3 separate regions of the Homo sapiens genome follow, and all the other regions are linked to region 2. The links are chromatin contacts, found by Hi-C or POLR2A ChIA-PET in ENCODE. All regions are on one chromosome and are shown on one strand. The core of a region is the stretch at or near the end of the contact, and the rest is flanking DNA. Distances in the headings are between cores, read along the strand shown.

Region 1 (3,429 bases), core at 306-2,805, 150 kb after region 2:
TGGAAGTTAGTGAAAATAGGAATGATTCTTTTCCTAGCCAAGTTTGTGGACCTCCTAAATTTTATTCAGACTCGTTGGGATCCACAGATTCAGGCTCAAAAGTCCTGAATTGTTATTTCACTTTCCCTAAAAATAAGCCTCCCCCTCCCGCCCACCTTTTTTGTGTGCAAAAAAAGGCTGGAGTGCAATGGTGCGATCTTGGCTCACTGCAACCTCCGTCTCCCAGGTTCAAGCGATTCTCCTGCCTCAGCCTCCTGAGTAGCTGGGATTACAGGCATGTGTCACTATGCCTGGCTAATTTTGTATTTTTACTAGAGACAGGGTTTCTCCATGTTGGTCAAGCTGGATTACAGGCAGGAGTCACCGTGCCCGGCCTCTCACTTTTTTTTTAATGGAGTCTTGCTCTGTCACCCAGGCTGGAGTACAGTGGTACAATCATAGCTCCCTACAGCCTCGAACTCCTGGGCTCAAGCAATCCTCCTGCCTCAGCCTCTTGAGTAGCTAGGACTACAGACACTCACTACTGTGCCTATTTTTTTTTAAATTATTATTATTTTGTAGAAATGGGGTCTTTCCTTGTTGCCCAGGCTGGTCTTGAACCCCTGGCCTCTCAAGTGTTCTTCCCTCGGCCTCCCAAAGCACTGAGATTACAAGTGTGAGCTGTGCTTGGTTCAGTCTGGGTGAGCCTACAATTGAAAATACCTCACAGGGTACCTCGAAGCTGCTACCCACCTTTCTGGCCTACTACTCCACTGGACCCCTTGTCTCCATGCACTCTTTGTGTGGGCATAGCCAACTAGCCAACATTCACCCACTGGTGGGACAACAACAGAAGTATTGCTTATCATTATTGAGGGCTGACCAGGTGCCATACTCTTTTAAAGCATAACCTAATTTAATCCTGTGGCTGGGCATGGTGGCTCATGCATGTAATCCCAGCACTTTGGGAGGCCAAGGTGGGTGGATCACCTGAGGTCAAGAGTTCGAGTGTAGCCTGGCCAACATGGTGAAACTCCATCTCTACTAAAAATACAAAACTTAGCCAGGCAGGGTGGTGGCGCGCGCCTGTAATCACAGTTACTTGGGAGGCTAAGGCAGGAAAATCGCTTGAACCCAGGAGGCAGAGGTTGCAGTGAGTGGAGATCACACCACTGCGCTCCAGCCTGGGCCACAGAGCGAGACTCTATCTCAAAAAATAAAATAAAATAAAATAAAATAAAATAAAATAAAATAAAATAAAATAAAATAATTTAATCCTTGTGACAGCACAATGAGGCAGGTCCTACCATAATTCCCATCATATAGCTGATGCTCAGAGCAGTGGAGTGACTTGCCTAAGGAGAATAAGCAGTGAGGAGTCAGAGTCAGGATTCAAACCTGTTTGTCCAACTCCAGATTCAAATCCTCTAGCCACTTCACAGAACTCTTTTGCTTGTTTTTGGGCCTCTGTGTGCATAACCATTTCCGTCTGCCTGCAACACCTGCTCTGGTCTCTGCCTGGTAAACCCTCACTCCCTTCAAATGCTGCCGGTGCTCCCCCTTCCCTTGGCCCCTTGGCCTCACTGGTTCAGTGCACACCAATCAGACTGCCAAGTGCTAGCACCTGCAACCTTTTGCCTGAGTGTTTTCTGAAACTGTTGGTGCCTGCTCTGCATACATACATCGAAGGGCTGAGTACTAGGGAATTAATGGCCCCAAAAGAGGCTCCCAACCAATATTGATGGAAGCAGATGCATAAATCCCCGTCCCTCCATCCCTCCCAGACAAAATCTACAGTTTCCCAGCATCCCCGAGAAGGATAAAGCTCCAGCTGCCTACAATGGTAACTTGCTTAATAAGTTTGGTGTTTTTTTTTTTTTTTTTTTGTAAACAAGGTCTGGCCCTGTCACCCAGGCTGGAGTGCAGTGGCGTGATCCCGGCTCACCACAGTCTTGACTTCCCAGGCTCAAGCAATCCTCCTACTTCAGCCTCCCAAGTAGCTGGGACTACAGGCATGCACCACCGCTCCCAGCTAATTTTTGTGTTTTTTGTACAGACGGGGTTTTGTCATGTTGCCCAGGCTGGTCTCTAATTCCTGAGCTCAAGTTATCAGTCCCCCTTGGCCTCCCAAAGTTCTGGTTCTGGGATGACAGGTGTGAGCCACCATGCCCAGCCTGATTCACTTTTTTTTTTTTTTTTTTTGAGATGGGGGTCTTGCTCTTGTCGCCCAGTCTGGAGTGCAATGGCACAATCTTGGCTCACTGCAACCTCTGCCTTTCCGGGTTCAGGCCATTCTCCCGACTCAGCCTCCGGAGTAGCTGGGATTACAGGCGCCCGCCACCATGCCCGGCTAATTTTTGTATTTTTAGTAGAGATGAGGTTTTGCCGTGTTGGCCAGGCTGGTCTCAAACTCCTGACCTCATGATCTGCCCACCTCAGCCTCCCAAAGTGCTGGGATTACGGGCATGAGCCACCGCACACACTTTTACTGACTTCTTTCCTTTTTTCTGTCTCACTCTGTCACTCCCTTACTGTTGATTCCTGGGAACATCACCCAAAACCATTGCTTGCACTGGAATCTCATCTCAGGCTCCACCTCTAGAGGACCCAAAGCATGCCTTCTCTGAGAAGCCTTCTTCACTTTCCCTAGCAGAGCTGGCTATTCCCTCTTCTGCCCATGGCCTGGGACACACTCCATGAAGGTCGTATTCACATTGGCTTGCAGTAGTTAGTTGACATGTCAGGGTGTAGGTTTCCTATTGCTGCTATAGCATTACTACAAATGGAGTGGCTTAAAGCAATTTCATTTATTGTCTCACAGTTCTGTAGGTCAGAGCCCCACTCTCAAAAACTCTGGCTCAACTGAGTCATCTGCTCAGGGCCCCAGAAAGCCTCACTCAAGGTGGTGACAGGGCTGGGTTCCCTACTGCAAGCTCTGGGGATGGATCCCCTTCAGGTGTTGGTCAAATTTAGTTCCTTGTGGTCGTAGGGCTGGCGTCCCACCTTCCTTGCTGGTTGTGAGCTGAGGGCCAGTCTTTGCTCCAAGAAGCTTCCTGCATTATTTCTCATGCTTTCCATGTGGCCCCTTCACAGGTCAAGTCTTTCTCACACTTAAAAACCTCCCTGACTTTTCTTTCTGCCACATCTGTCTGACTCCAGCTGGAGAAAATTCTGTTTTAGGGGATCATGCGATTAAATTGGGACCACCCAGATAATACAGTATAATCTCCCTATTTTAAGTTTTTGGGTTTTTTTGAGACAGGGTCTTGCTCTGTCACCCAGGCTGAAGTTGGAGTGCAGTGGCACGATCACGGCTCAGTGCAGTCTCTACATCCTGGGCTCAAGTGATCCTCCCAACTCAGCCTCCCAAGTAGCTGGGACTATAGGCCCGTACCACATGCCTGGATACTTTTTTTTTTTTTTTGTAGAGATAGGGTTTCACCACATTGC
Region 2 (3,761 bases), core at 395-2,894:
TATATATATATATATATATATATATATATGTCTACTACACAGTGATAGATATTATATCAAAAGGAAACTCCAGACAAACAAGCATTTATTTGTAACTGTAACTGGAAGGAACATCAGCCTTACCAATAGCTACTGCCCCATCCTGGCATTAGAGTTGAAGGGATGAATCATAGTGAACATTACCCATCTCACAGCAGGAGGACTATGATTATACAGAGGTCCCTGGTGCACCCTCTGCAAAGTAAACATGATCCTAGTGTGGGCAGAAACAGCAGGTGCCTCAGTGTGTGGGAGTGTCAAACACAGAAGCCCAGGCTGGTAGAGCCCTCCAGCCATCCCCAAACACATCCCTCTAAGGGGGACCTGCACCAGGATGTGGGTGGGACTGAAATGACTCAACCTCCAGAGAGCCTGATGGTGGCAGTGGTTTTTGTAAGTTGATGACAGCTATTAATCAAGCAAAGAGCTTCAGGAAAAGTTTGAGTTAGTAAATACACTGAAGAAGAGAAACAGGCAGCATTAAAAATAAAACAAAAAATTGTGAAAATAGGCAGAGAAGATCTAGAGTTCACAGAATGACTGCTGGCTGAGTCAGAATCACAGCGCTGAATTAAACGGGCAAGACAAGAAGGAAACACCATGAGATCAGTTATAGGAGATCACTCTCAACACCCATGCCTCCCATTTACACTTGAATTTAAGGAGAGCAAAGCTTTGAGCCTTCTCTCCTGAAGCACATAACATTGGAGAACACAGAAAACTCAAAGAAACTGGAAAAAAGCCACAAAATCTAAAATTTGCGTGATACAACTTACGCAGAAAAGGAATATAGACAGAAGACAAGTGAAAACTGAGGCTAAGTGACAGAGAAAGATGGGTTTGGGATGCATTTGTGTTGGGAAATTTTCTAACATGAGTTATTAAGGGCTAGAAGTGAGGAATACATGGAATTGAATTTCCACCTTCGCGAGGATACCTCTAGTGTGGTCACAGAAATAGTTACTTATTTTTGACAAAAGAATATGGTAGACAAGATATTCTGAAAATCCTTCCTGTTACCAAACATCTAAAACTGTTGGATAAAATATTTTTGAAAAATCTTTTAAAATGTTTGACTGAGCTGGTAACAAAGCAAGGAAAGCCTGTACAGACCAAAAGCAAAATGAGAATAGAAGTTCTGAGAGGTCTGCAAACCCTGAGCTGGTGTCTAGACCTAGCATGTCAGCTTCAACGTCCACACAGGGTTCAGGACACAAAGCCTAGGGCCATGGCAAGGTGGGGGTGCTTAACAAGAAATCACCACATAAAGCTGAGAGCCCTGAAGTTACGCCACCAGAGAAAAAGTGAACTAGAGAACAAAATACGCCTTGTAAAAGGTTATAGTAAAACAAAACAAACAAAAACTTGTCTTGGCCTTGGCTCTGGGTAGAGAGAGAGAGAAAAAAAAGAAATATCTGCCCCAAGATTTAACCTGATAAAAGAAAATAAAAGGAAAAAAAAAAAAGAAAAAAACAATTGATCATGAGCCAGAACTCACATGTGTTTGTGCTCAAATTGAAACTATTTTTGTGGTCTAAAAACCTCTAAGCCAGCTATTTATTTTAATATGGTTCCAGACTGACATGCCCTCATATGTCTAGTGAAAGCAAGCGTAAACCTTAGAGGGATGTACTTTCAACCAAACACCAAAAGAAACCGTCCACACAGAGTTCCATTGAACATGAGCTCAAAATGCACAGGGAAAAAACAAATCTACCTTTACCGAGTGGGAGTAAGCAAAGTGAGCCAGCAAACAAGGCCCATGGTGGCTTCAGATATTGGCGTTAACACAATCAGGATATAAGGCAAATATGCTTAATATGTTAAAGAAATAAAATGGGAAGTTGAAAGTTTGAGTTAGGAACAAGAGACTACAAAAAATGAACAGGTAAATGAGAAAAATAAACAAAAAGCACAATGAGAAAATGTTAAATTACAGAAAAAGAAAAAATATAGTAATAGGTATTTATACCTCAGCAAATAGGTAAAACAAGACTAGAGTCCAGTGGAAAGATAATTAGAAAATAGAAATCAGAGTTGAAGATATTACTTACAATTTAGCATAGAGAGAGAGATAGAGAAAAAAATAAGAGATATGGAAGTCAAAGTGAGATGGTCCAACATGCATGTAATTGGAATTTCAGAAAGAGCTAACAGAGAGAACGAAGGAAAGGCAATGCACAATGAGACAACGAGTTAATGGGTGGGAATTTCTCAGAACTGATAAAGCACAAATCCTCAAATTTATTAATCACAATGTTCTGTAAACAAGAAGGCAATGAAACAAGACCTTCAAAGTTCCAAGAAAATAATTACCAACTTAGGGACGTGCAGGCAATGGTGAAGGAGTTAAGACATCAGTCTCTTAACTGGCCAGATCGACCAAAATAATAAATGTCATACCCAGATTGCCCTTATATCCAAAGCTCATTTTCTAAAAGTGCTTGAAATAGACAATATTCTTACCACTTAGGCTGATGTACAGAAATTTTATCTGAAGGTAGAGGAAGGAGCTACATACAATTTCAAGGTTTTCTATTCCTTTAGTGACACATCTATTTAATTCACCAAGGTAGTCCAGCTATCCTTGAAACAGTATTCCAATGCTAGACTCTGATCTCAAATCACACGTGATCATCTTAAAAGTATACAGTTCATCTCCACTCTATATTTTGTTTCTGAAAGTTTCATTCCATAATAAGCCAGTTATGCAAAATCATTCAACTTCAAAGTTGTTCTAGGTTGGTTTTATAAAAATTGTAAAGGCTATTAATGTTTTGTAGACAATGTTCTCTTTCTCCATAGTCAACTATTTCCATTTGCTTTTTAAGTAACTTTATCTTCCTAACTCAGCTCATGCGTGCTGCTCTAATAGCCTCTGCATTGCACTACTGAGTGTGCAGCCATTGGCCCACAGACAAAGATATCTATTCCAAACACTCTTTTGGAAAAAAGGGAAAATAATTATTTCTACTCTTTCATGATATTCACTCTTTGAAGAGATCATGAGAAAGAAGCTGTTTAAGCTTCAAGAAAGCAGTTAAATGTACTTTTAGTCAATAAATTATGCCAATCATAAGATAAACAGAGGCAGAAATTATGAGTCATGGAGTTATTACTGATAACATTTACTGCCTTATTAACATTTTAGAATTTTCTGTTATCTAAGGTTCTCCATAAATTTCATTTCACATATAAATGCATAAACCTAAAAAGGAATACAAATTTGAAGGATGCTATGAAGAAGAAAAAGAAATGAAAAATAACCTAATTATACTGGTCATTCTGGATGACTAAATTTTTTTGACCTCTAAGTGGCAAAACCTCAAATGCATTTGAAGCTTTAGCTCCTAATGGGGCCCCCAAAACACCCATGCACACAATAAATCTTTCATGCAAATTTCTGTTTTTCTATATTTTGATCTAGGTAGTGGTTATGTGGGTATACACCCACATATATAAAAATTCACCAAACTGTAACACATAAGATTTATGTACTTTACTATATGTAAATGGTATTCCAATTAAAAAAATATTTATGTATACATATGCATGTGCACACACACACACACACACACACACACACACACTCGCTATTTTCAGTAAGTTATGGATGTGGCATAGAAATTAAGTTTTTTCAAAAAGATTCCTAGATGGTTCTAATTGGTAACCACTATCCTAAGGCTACTGAAACATGCCTTGACAAGACATTCACTAAATAT
Region 3 (3,473 bases), core at 782-3,281, 170 kb after region 2:
ATATCATAATGATTATTATTTTTGTTTTGATTGCATTTTTTTTTCTTTTTTGAAACAGAGTCTCCTTCTGTCGCCCAGGCCGGAGTGCAGTGGCACAATCTCAGCTTCCTCCAACCTCTGCCTCCCAGGTTCAAGCGATTCTCCTGCCTCAGCCTCCCAAGTAGCTGAGATTACAGGCAGGCACCACCATGCCCAGTGTACTTTTTGTGTTGTTAGTAGAGATGGGGTTTCACCATGTTGGCCAGGCTGGTCTCAAACTCCCAACCTCAGGTGATCCACCTGCCTCGGCCTCCAAAAGTGCTAGGATTACAGGCATAAGCCACTGCGCCTGGCCTTAAAATATTTTAAAAAATATTCTCCTTGCATAATGAGGTTTAAAAAAATGAAGCGTTTCCTAATTCAGAATGATACAAGGGTGTCACCTGAGGCCCAAGATGGATTGCATGCGTTGGAAAGTTCTCCCTCACCTGGGACGCCCCAGATCCTTTCTTCACCAGCACCTTCTTCAGAGACACAAGAGAGGCTGAGCATGGTGGCTGACACCTATAATCCCTACATATTAGAACGCTGAGGTGGGAGAATCACTTGAAGCCAGGAGTTTGAGAGCAGCCTGGGCAACATAGCAAGACCCTATCTCTACAAAAAAAATTTTTTTTAATTAGCCCAGCATGGTGGCATGTATGTAGTCCTAGAAACTCAGGAGGCTGAGGCAGGAGGATTGCTTAAACCCAGGAGGTCAAGGCTGCAGTGAGGCAAGACTGCACACTGCACACTCCAACCCGGGCAACAAGATAACTTCTATACACGTAGATGAGGCAGTTCCGCCTCTTTGCCTAAAGATTGTGGGAAGTGTGCAACTGCAATGATAAAAAGGACACTCTATGTGACAGCAAGATAAAATTGGCTCTCAGTCAACTGTGAAAGGCATTGCATGGGTGACAGATGAGTGTTATTAACAGAACAGATTATTTGCTTCTTTCTATTTCTGCAAATTATTCTTGTTAACTACAATCTAAACTCGTCTGTTTCCATGTTGTTGAGGAAGTTCTCTGTGTAGCCAAAATAGACACAAAACACTGTTGAAAATTGCACAATTGCTCAAATTCCTTGAGTAAAACATTTGGTACTCTTGAAATCTTCAAACTAGAGTCAAAGCCTATATTGCCTTGCCCAAGGTAACTGGTGTATGCATATGTGTGTGTGTGTGTGTGTGTGTGTGTGCGCGCGTGCGCATGCAAGTGCCTGCATGCAGCAAACAAGTTACATTTATTTCTGTAAAAAAGTAAATAATACTGAAGTGTAGAGTTGATATGACAGCTTTCCTACCCCAGCCTTATCCCAGTCCTTTCCTTTATCAGAAATAAACACCGCTATTAATGAGACATGTTTTCTACTGGGCCATTTTCTATGCATATATAGGCATACCCACATATATTACCTTTAGTATTAAGGCTTTGATATCATGTTTGGTGTTCTACAACTTGCTTTTCTCTAATATGCAAAAGTTTGTATTTTTATTGATAAATTACTGTGAGACACACACAGTTCAAAATGTTGTGTATGGCCAGGCAAAGTGGCTAATACCTCTAATCCCAGCACTTTGGGATGCTGAGGCGGGTGGATCACTTGAGCCCAGGAGTTCGAGACTACCCTGGGCAACATAGCAAGATCCCATCTCTACAAAAAAATAAAAATTAGCCAAGCACAGTGGTGCACTCCTGTATTCCCAGCTACAGTCCCAGGAGGCTGAGGTAGGAGGATCATTTGAACCTGGGAGGTCAAGGCTGCAATGAGCCATGATAATGCCACTGCACTCTACTCTAGATGATAGAGCAAGTCCCTGTCTCAAAAAAAAAAAAAAAAAAAAAACACAGTGCATGTATTGCCCCATTTAATTCTCATTAACAGCCCTAGGAGGCACATAATACTATCTTTCCGATTTTACAAATGGGGAAGTGGAAACTTAGAGCGCTTTAGGCGGCTTCTCCAAGGTCTGACAGACAGGAAGTTTCAGAAACATGATTTGAATCCAGACAGGCCCTCAGTGGTTACCCCTGAGCTATGTTGCTCTATCTTGCCATGTCACCACATATAGGTCTTTCTAATTGTTTTAGGTGCTGTGTGGTTTTTCAATAGAACAGACCAATCATAGTTTACATAACCATTCTTCCATGCTAGACATTTGTGTTGTTTCCAGTGCTTTATGACTCATGCCTCTTCTTGTACACACCTCTTCATGCACATGGGCAAATATTTCTCTGGAATAGATACCTGAAATTGGAACCACTGTGTCATAGGGCATGCATACCTAAAGTATTGACATATACCACTAAGTTCTTTTCAGAAAGGGCTCTGCCAATTTTCAGTTCCACCAACAGTAGGTATACACATAGATGGTTGGTATTATTAGCGAGAATAACCATCCTCACAAACTCTGATTGCTAGTGATTTTTAAGGTATTTTCTAAAGTGATAAGCAAAAAAAATTTTTTTGGCAAAAAATATTTTATTAATGGTTGTGACCTCTATTTCCTTCGTTTTTAATGAGATTAAAATCTTTTCATATATTTATTGGACTTTTTTCTTCAACTTCTGTAAATTGCTGTTATCTTTTGTTCAATTTTCTATTGATTGTTTTTATTTTTCTTATTGACTTGTTTTATATATATGTATACACACACACACACACACGTATATGTATATAATGATTAAAATTCTTTTCCTGGCCAAGCATGGTGGCTCATGCCTGTAATCCTAGCACTTTGGGAGGTCAAGGTGGGCAGATTGCTGTAGCCCAGAAGTTTGAGCCTGGGCAACATAGCGAAAATCTGTCTCTACAAAAAATACAAATAATTAGTTGGGTGCGGTGGTGCGTGCACCTGTAGTCCCCGATACTTGGGGGGCTGAGGTTAGAGGATCACTTGAACCCAGGAGGTCAAGGCTGCAGTGAGCTGAGATAATAGCACTGCATTGCAGCCTGGGTGACAAAGTGAGACCCTGTCTCAAAATAAATAAATAAATAAAAATGTTTTCAGAAAAATAAAACTCTTTTTCTGCTCTGCACATTGTAAATACTTTTTCTCAGTTCATCTGCTGTTAAGTTCACTTTTGGTGTCTTTGACTCAAGAAATGTTTAATTCTCATGAAAACAAATTCAATGGTCTTTTTGGGGGGAGTTCAGGGGTTAAGTCTCACTCCCCACTTTTAGAAAAACCTTTGTTCCTTACAACAAAAGTAAATATATAATACATGTTTATTGTAGACAATATAGGCACTACAGATAAATGAAAAGTAAAAGTAAAAATCAAGTATAAACCTATCCCTCAGTTACAAAGATTATTAATATTTTGGGTATTTCCTACTAGTACTTTAAACATAAGAACAGATATAATTCAATATTATGTATATTTAAAAACAGATATGGCCGGGTGCGGTGGCTCACGCCTGTAATCCCAGCACTTTGGGAGGCCGAAG

The links. A loop is a pair of places that touch in the nucleus more often than their neighbours do. ChIA-PET counts read pairs that join two places held with the same protein, here RNA polymerase II (POLR2A). Pooled maps may share reads with other maps.
Region 1: a map with no recorded cell type shows a loop between it and region 2 (8-fold over the local background). The contact joins two enhancer-like sites. A Hi-C loop is called at or near these places in 5 of 37 single-sample maps with no recorded cell type and 5 of 50 pooled maps. POLR2A ChIA-PET finds 5 or more read pairs at or near these places in 2 of 52 experiments (activated CD4-positive, alpha-beta T cell and naive thymus-derived CD4-positive, alpha-beta T cell).
Region 3: a pooled map shows a loop between it and region 2 (10-fold over the local background). The contact joins two enhancer-like sites. A Hi-C loop is called at or near these places in 2 of 37 single-sample maps with no recorded cell type and 10 of 50 pooled maps. POLR2A ChIA-PET finds 5 or more read pairs at or near these places in 3 of 52 experiments (activated CD4-positive, alpha-beta T cell, activated CD8-positive, alpha-beta memory T cell and activated T-cell).

What each region holds. Positions count from the first base shown.
Region 1 is chr20:5,690,222-5,693,650 of GRCh38, reverse strand. No RefSeq gene overlaps it. Among named protein-coding and RNA genes, the nearest start is that of SHLD1, 58 kb to the left of the region's middle. Within about 2 kb of position 1,555, at least 2 of the 41 ENCODE cell types and tissues checked have a DNase peak (open chromatin) inside an H3K27ac peak, as active enhancers do.
Region 2 is chr20:5,841,039-5,844,799 of GRCh38, reverse strand. All of the region lies in intron 2 of SHLD1 (shieldin complex subunit 1), which reads right to left. Among named protein-coding and RNA genes, the nearest start is that of CHGB, 69 kb to the left of the region's middle. RefSeq lists an enhancer at 414-483. Within about 2 kb of position 1,644, at least 4 of the 41 ENCODE cell types and tissues checked have a DNase peak (open chromatin) inside an H3K27ac peak, as active enhancers do.
Region 3 is chr20:5,673,034-5,676,506 of GRCh38, reverse strand. No RefSeq gene overlaps it. Among named protein-coding and RNA genes, the nearest start is that of GPCPD1, 64 kb to the right of the region's middle. Within about 2 kb of position 2,031, at least 6 of the 41 ENCODE cell types and tissues checked have a DNase peak (open chromatin) inside an H3K27ac peak, as active enhancers do.